Linked DNA regions of Homo sapiens: region 1 is linked to region 2. A link is a loop called in an ENCODE intact Hi-C map of the cell type or tissue named here. Cell type or tissue: sigmoid colon. All regions are shown on one strand. Each heading gives the region's core, and the rest is flanking DNA. Links, peaks and the distances in the headings are about the cores only. Region 1 holds the start of MAB21L2 (mab-21 like 2). Region 2 has its middle 79 kb from the start of DCLK2.

The links. Peaks named below come from ENCODE experiments on the same cell type or tissue, not always from the same donor. Only the 100,000 strongest peaks of a DNase experiment are listed, where the experiment ranks them.
Region 1: a loop joins it to region 2, with 6 times the contacts of the local background. A loop is called at or near these places in 4 of 110 quality-filtered maps.

The regions. Positions count from the first base shown.
Region 1 is chr4:150,580,293-150,583,197 of GRCh38, reverse strand. The region is part of intron 40 of LRBA (LPS responsive beige-like anchor protein); the gene reads left to right. It overlaps MAB21L2 (mab-21 like 2), which reads right to left and starts at 1,047. Exons shown (of 1, transcript NM_006439.5): 1 at 1-1,047. The coding sequence starts at 168. LRBA-AS1 (LRBA antisense RNA 1) reads right to left here. Exons shown (of 2, transcript NR_149035.1): 2 at 1,964-2,905. In sigmoid colon, for the core only: no CTCF peak of the experiment used is centred there; DNase peaks (open chromatin) are centred at 187, 797 and 1,367; H3K4me3 peaks cover 2,500 bases; H3K27ac peaks cover 1,573 bases.
Region 2 is chr4:149,998,448-150,001,367 of GRCh38, reverse strand. No RefSeq gene overlaps it. Among named protein-coding and RNA genes, the nearest start is that of DCLK2, 79 kb to the left of the region's middle. In sigmoid colon, for the core only: CTCF peaks have their summits at 1,513 and 1,714 (motif pointing left); a DNase peak (open chromatin) is centred at 1,657; H3K27ac peaks cover 191 bases.

The sequences.
Region 1 (2,905 bases), core at 1-2,500, 580 kb before region 2:
CAAGGAGCTGATGAAGCGAGGCTCCTGCACCTCCACTTCCTTGAGCACGTCCGAGACCACCTTACAGACCTCTCGGATGGTTTTGGCGATGGCCGCCTTGCGCGCCTGACAGCGCTCAGTGTAGTACTTATTGAGCTGGTAAACCAGCTTGGCCTGAGCGGCGATCATGTTGGGGCACAGGTCCGGGCTATACACCGGCGTCTCGCAATACGTTGAGGGATCCAAGGCTCACGCACTGGTGGTGGCCCAGCGGCTTTCGAAAGAGGCGGTGCGCTCCCCGTTAAGCCCTACTTTCACTCTCGTTTTCCACCTGGGCTGACCGGCTGATACCGTAGCCGGCTTGTTTTTTCCTTTTCCCTCTTTCGAAACCTCTTTTCTTCTGCAGAAGAATTAGGGGAGAAAAGGTGATTTTCTAAAAAGAAAAGTACCTCTTGGAACCTTTTTGCTTTCTCTTGATATGTAAAGATGACCGTGTGCGAGAGAAGCGGGGTGGGCGTGAGGAAGGAGAAGGAGAGGGAAAAAACTCAGGATACCAAAAGGTTAGGCTTAGATGTCTGCAGCCGAGATTGTCCAGAAATCTGGAAATGAGGTTTTTTAAGTGCCAAAGTAAATTTAAAAATAAAAGCGAAACATTCAGTGGTTCATTCTTAAACTTCTCTTCCACGCTGATAGGACTTCTTCGCTCAGTGTAGGTGAGTGCCTTCTTCCTCACCCTCCCCCAAATGGAAGGTGCAGGAGGTAATTAATGTCCAGAGAGCTGCGAAGTACAACTCAGTCCGCCGTGCACTTGGAGGTTTGCTGACGCCCCACAGTCTCAGCGTGTTGGTCTCGTCTCTTCTCGGGGGGTCGTGTTATCGCAGTTTTCCTCTTTTCCTACTGGAGGCGTTGTTTGGACTGGGTTTGTTTGTTTGTAGTGGGTTCTCCTTGTGTTTCTTTAGGTGCAAACCGCTGGAAGTTGTTTGATAATCATTTCTGCTTCGTAATTTATACTTTTGGCCCTCACAAAATCCGTTTTAGTGTGACGAAGTCGTTGCTTGCGTTGCATCTGGGGTGTAGTTATAACGATTCAGGGTTTTCCTTCTTCTCCTCTAGCTTGCTTTTACAGATTCCACTTTCTGAGTCGTCTCTCCCCCTCCTCTCCCCTCCGACCTCTTTCTCGCCCCGCTCTCCCCCTGCTTCTCTCCCCCGCCCCCCTTCCTCGTGCTCGCTCTCTCTTCTTTCCTCTAACTCTCTCTGTCTCTCTCTCTCCCTCTCTCTTTCTTTCTCTCTCTCCCTCGCTGTTTCCTGGAGTTATTTAGTTTATGAATGGTCCCAGGGCCATCATGAGGGGGTGGAGCTTCAGTTCCTACAATCGCTATCCGAGCTGTCAGTGCTTTAGCCAATCCGAGAGAGAAGACAGGCACGCTTGGCGAACGGTAGCAGCCACCACTGCACTTGATAAAGAAACAGGGTAAAGAGAGAAGTAAGAAAATAGGAGGAGATAATGGGAGTCAAATGCTTGCACACATTTTACAGCCGTTCCTCTTTATCCTCCTCTCTTATCAGTAGCAAAGAAGAAAAAGAGTTTATATAGAAGGGACTCTCCTGGAGATGGCTGGAATAACGCGAGGGAGAGTAGCAATGGTTCAGAAAGGTTCACTTTTTTTTTTTTTAAATGATTCTATCAACATTGTGTAGTAGAAGGTGCAAACTGTAACAAAATTACTTTGGCTTGAAGGCAAATGGGAAGCGAAAGGGGAATCTGGGAAAGGACCTAATTTTTCCAGGTTTTTTCCTCCTTTAAAGTCATCCTCCTTTCTCTTCCCCTCCCCTCCCATTGTTGCCAAGAATCAGAGCAGTTGCTGTATATGTGCACCAGTGAGGGTTGGAGTGGATATAAGGTGAGGGTTTATAAATCTCTTTTTAGTAATTTCGATATGCTGTTTAAAAACAGGGCAGGGCAAAAACTAGTCCAAGCACCTTGTTTGATAATTATTTCATAATTAAGATTCACATGTATTTAATACCATTATTTTATCGTTACAAGAATTAACTAGTTACGAGAGAGAAAATATCTAAGTTGTGAGAAATGGTGCAAACTTACATGTCGTAGAACTTAGTAGGATATACTTTTAAAATAAGCTACTAAAATTGCTTCAAACTTAATGAAAAACAAGGCAAGTAAATGTAAACCTAAAGTTTTCTTAAAATCTTACTGTTGTAAATCTAATTGTGAATGTATTCTTAGGGGGTACAGGTACAGAGTTTCATTTGTAAAATGATTTTATTTTCATAATTGACTCTTGCTTTTAAAAGACTTCACTGCCACAAAAATCTATAACTATCCTGTTATTGATTACACAGATGGCTTCACTCCTCCCTAGGCATTTCAATGAAAGGCATGCATGTGCTTTTAGTATATGTATTATCCTAAACGAGTTGTACCCACTGTAGCCTTTCCATACTTTTGGGTGAAAAAAAAAGCTAGAACATTGTTTCTGATTTGCTTGATACTGAGGGTTTATGTATGAACCTAAGATGTCTGGATTCTGAATCTTTTTAACGTATTTCAGGTAGATGTGATTATTTTTAGTTTGATTTGGGAGGTTATATTCCAGCCCTGGGTTATGCGATAAAAATAAAAATCTATGCGTCCATTTGGGTGAAGACTTCGTTTTAGAAACCTGGTAGTTCGGCTTTTTCAAAACCCCTTGGGAGGGCTTGACTTACCCTCTTAAAGTCCGGCCGGGTGAACCTGAATTGAATTGCATAGGGAAGTTAATTTCTTTCTATCTACTTGGTATCAGACAATTGGGCCTCTTGGTTCTTTCTTACATACCTGGTGCGGACCACAGGCAGTTTGTCACCCTTCCTCTCTCGTTGCCATAAGTCCCTTTCTAAGGAATATTTGCTTAAAAAAAAACTA
Region 2 (2,920 bases), core at 297-2,796:
TATAGGTATCAGGACACCCTGACTATCCATTATTGTGGGAGTATGTACTTGCAGGTATCTTTATGCCATTTCCTCAACTCTAAACATGTTATGACCATGGGTTGTGACTGGCAAGGATGAAGTTATTTTAAAATGGTGTCACCCTAGCTCTCATATCCTCCTGTTTCCTTAACGTTTCCTTGAGATAGGTCCTAATGGTGTCTCATTATATAAATGAAGACAGTGGAATGAGTTTAAGAACTTGCCCATGGTCACACAGACAACATGTGGGGGCAGGTTTTTAAGCCAGAAGTGGCTTTTTGCAGGCTTCCTTGACTAGTAGGCACTACTACTGTGATTCTCCCCATCAGAACCAATGTCTTTTTTAAGAAAAGTATCACATAATATCTTCTTTACTACTCTGACATGAAATTCACAGAAAACATAATACCCCCCAATTAAAAAAAAAATCCCTGACTTTAATATAAAGGAGAAACTCAAGGCAGGTATTTTTTATGAAGTAATATGGTTTTCAATAAGTAAATACTTTGACTTGATGATACTAGAAGTCATCATGAAGTGGTCAGATGCTTATGCTCATCTGCAGAATCTTCATAAATGTGTCAGCTGGAAAAGCAGAATGGGGTAGGCGTGTAGTATCAGGACTCAAATACAGGTGAAAGAACTTTCTAAAATGGTTAACAATTTTTGGGAAAGTTTCAAACTAAATAAAGTATAGTTTTACTTCAATTTATGCTATTGTTTAATTTCTGTAAAATTCAGTTTGCATGAAAATCATGCAAAAGGCTTTGTGTTTACATGTAAAACATGAGATAAGTATAAGGAGGCTGTTCATGTAGATGAATGACCAATGGGACATTGGAAAGACATGAGGGATGGAGAGAGTCAGTTTCCCAGGGCAGGATGGTTCCACACCTGGTCAGATGCCCGGGATTCTTGGCCCTCACCCATTAATGCCAGGAACACCTTCCAAATCATTGTGAAATCCATAAAATGACCTCCACAAATTTCTAAATTGCCACTAGGGTGGTCTTGCTCCAGGTGAGAACTACTGCTCTATTGAATACTCGGAAGAAACTAGTACTGCAAAGCCAAGGGAAATTACATAGTGCTAGATGAGTTAATGGAATATGGAACAGAAGTGTAATATTGCAATTAATTATGGAGTGGTATTTAAGCATGGAAACAGAAATAGGGCCTAGAAAGTATGACATATGAGAAATGAAGAATAAGCACTTTCAGGAAGAAGGACTCAAGGAAGACTTCTCTCCCTGCTGCCACAACTGCGTCAAGTTCTCTTTTAATACCCTGTCATAGCAACCTGTGTCTCTGCTTTGATACTCAGGACAATTGTCAGTAAATAGATAATTGCCTATGGCCCGTTTATATCTGTCTCTTTCACTAACAGATAACTTTCAATATCTGTATTGTTTACTGGGTATTACTAATACATAGAGAGGGTATTTTATGCAGTATTAGGGACTCAATAAATATCTGTAGAATGATTATTTAGTGACACTTGTTTGAAGGATTTGGAGGAGGATTCTGAGAAGTTTGGTTAATATGGCCTTGATTCTGATTCAAAGACTACTAACAGTATATATGCTGATTTCCATGCTAGCCCGCTGTTTGAAGTCTGGCCAATTAAGTACTGCCTCTGCAGACATTTCGCACTGGTTTTGCAAGCATAACTCTAGTGCCACCTTCTGCCAGGCAGAGAAACATGCTCAGATAATTTCCATTATGAGAATCTGGATTTGATGCTCAAACAGTTCTTTATGCTATAGAATTTATTAGATAATTTTTTAAATGCTAAAATAATGGGAGGTCTATAAATTCCCATTCAAAAATGCAAATTTTGGGCAATCTATAAATAATGCTGGCTGGAGTAAACAAAATCCCTATTTTCAGCATTTGAAATACGGGGAGTTTTCTTAGAGAAGAGAGAAGATTTAGGACTTTGTCTTACTGATTCAATGTCATTGTGTATAAGTTTAAAAATTATTACAAAAATGCTCCGATTATTATGAAAACATATGCACAGGTACTTGCTACAGAAAAGCAGCTTTGTGTATAGAATTCTCATTGACGTTATCAAGAATAGCTATTGTGGAGGAAACAGTTGGAACCCAGGTTCTGAAAGTATTTGATCAGAAGTTCTGCAAATCAACAAAACCTTTTTCCTATCATAAAAATAAAACCGATTTTTAAAATACATATTCATGGGTAATCACAAAACCTGCAATGCTCCTTTTCTCTGGTAAGACAATATCTTCTTTTTGCACAGCACTTTTTAATAATCTGTATGCTGTTGTACATTATGTGAATAAACAATAATATCTGAAGACACAAACAGTGTTGGATAGTGGTAACACTGTTACGCAGCAGGTGATTTTGTGTTGCAAGCACGAAGGAACAATTTTCTTATTTCTTATTTCTTTTTTTTTTTCGAGACAGAGTCTTGCTGTGTTGCCCAGGCTGGAGTGCAGTGGCATGATCTCAGCTCACCGCAACCTCTGCCTCCCAGGCTCAAGGGATTCTTGTGGCTCAGCCTCCCAAGTAGCTGGGAATACAGGTGTGCGCCACCAAGCCCGGTTACTTTTTGTATTTTTTGTAGAGATGGGGTTTCACCATATTGGCCAGGCTGGTCTTGAACTCCTGGCCTCAAGTTATCTGCCTGCCTCGGCCTCCCACAGTGCTGGGATTACAGATGTGAACCACCAGGCCAGCCAGAACAACTTTCAATTTTTACTCTAAACAGAAAGGAAGTGTCTCTTCCAATGGAATAAAGGTCAAAACCCTCTTTTGATAGCCATAAAATCATAGAGCAAAAGCCACCAATGTTTTTCTTAATATTTCACATAGTAAATATTTCAGATTTTGCAGGCCATAAGACCTCTATCACAACTACTCAGCTCTG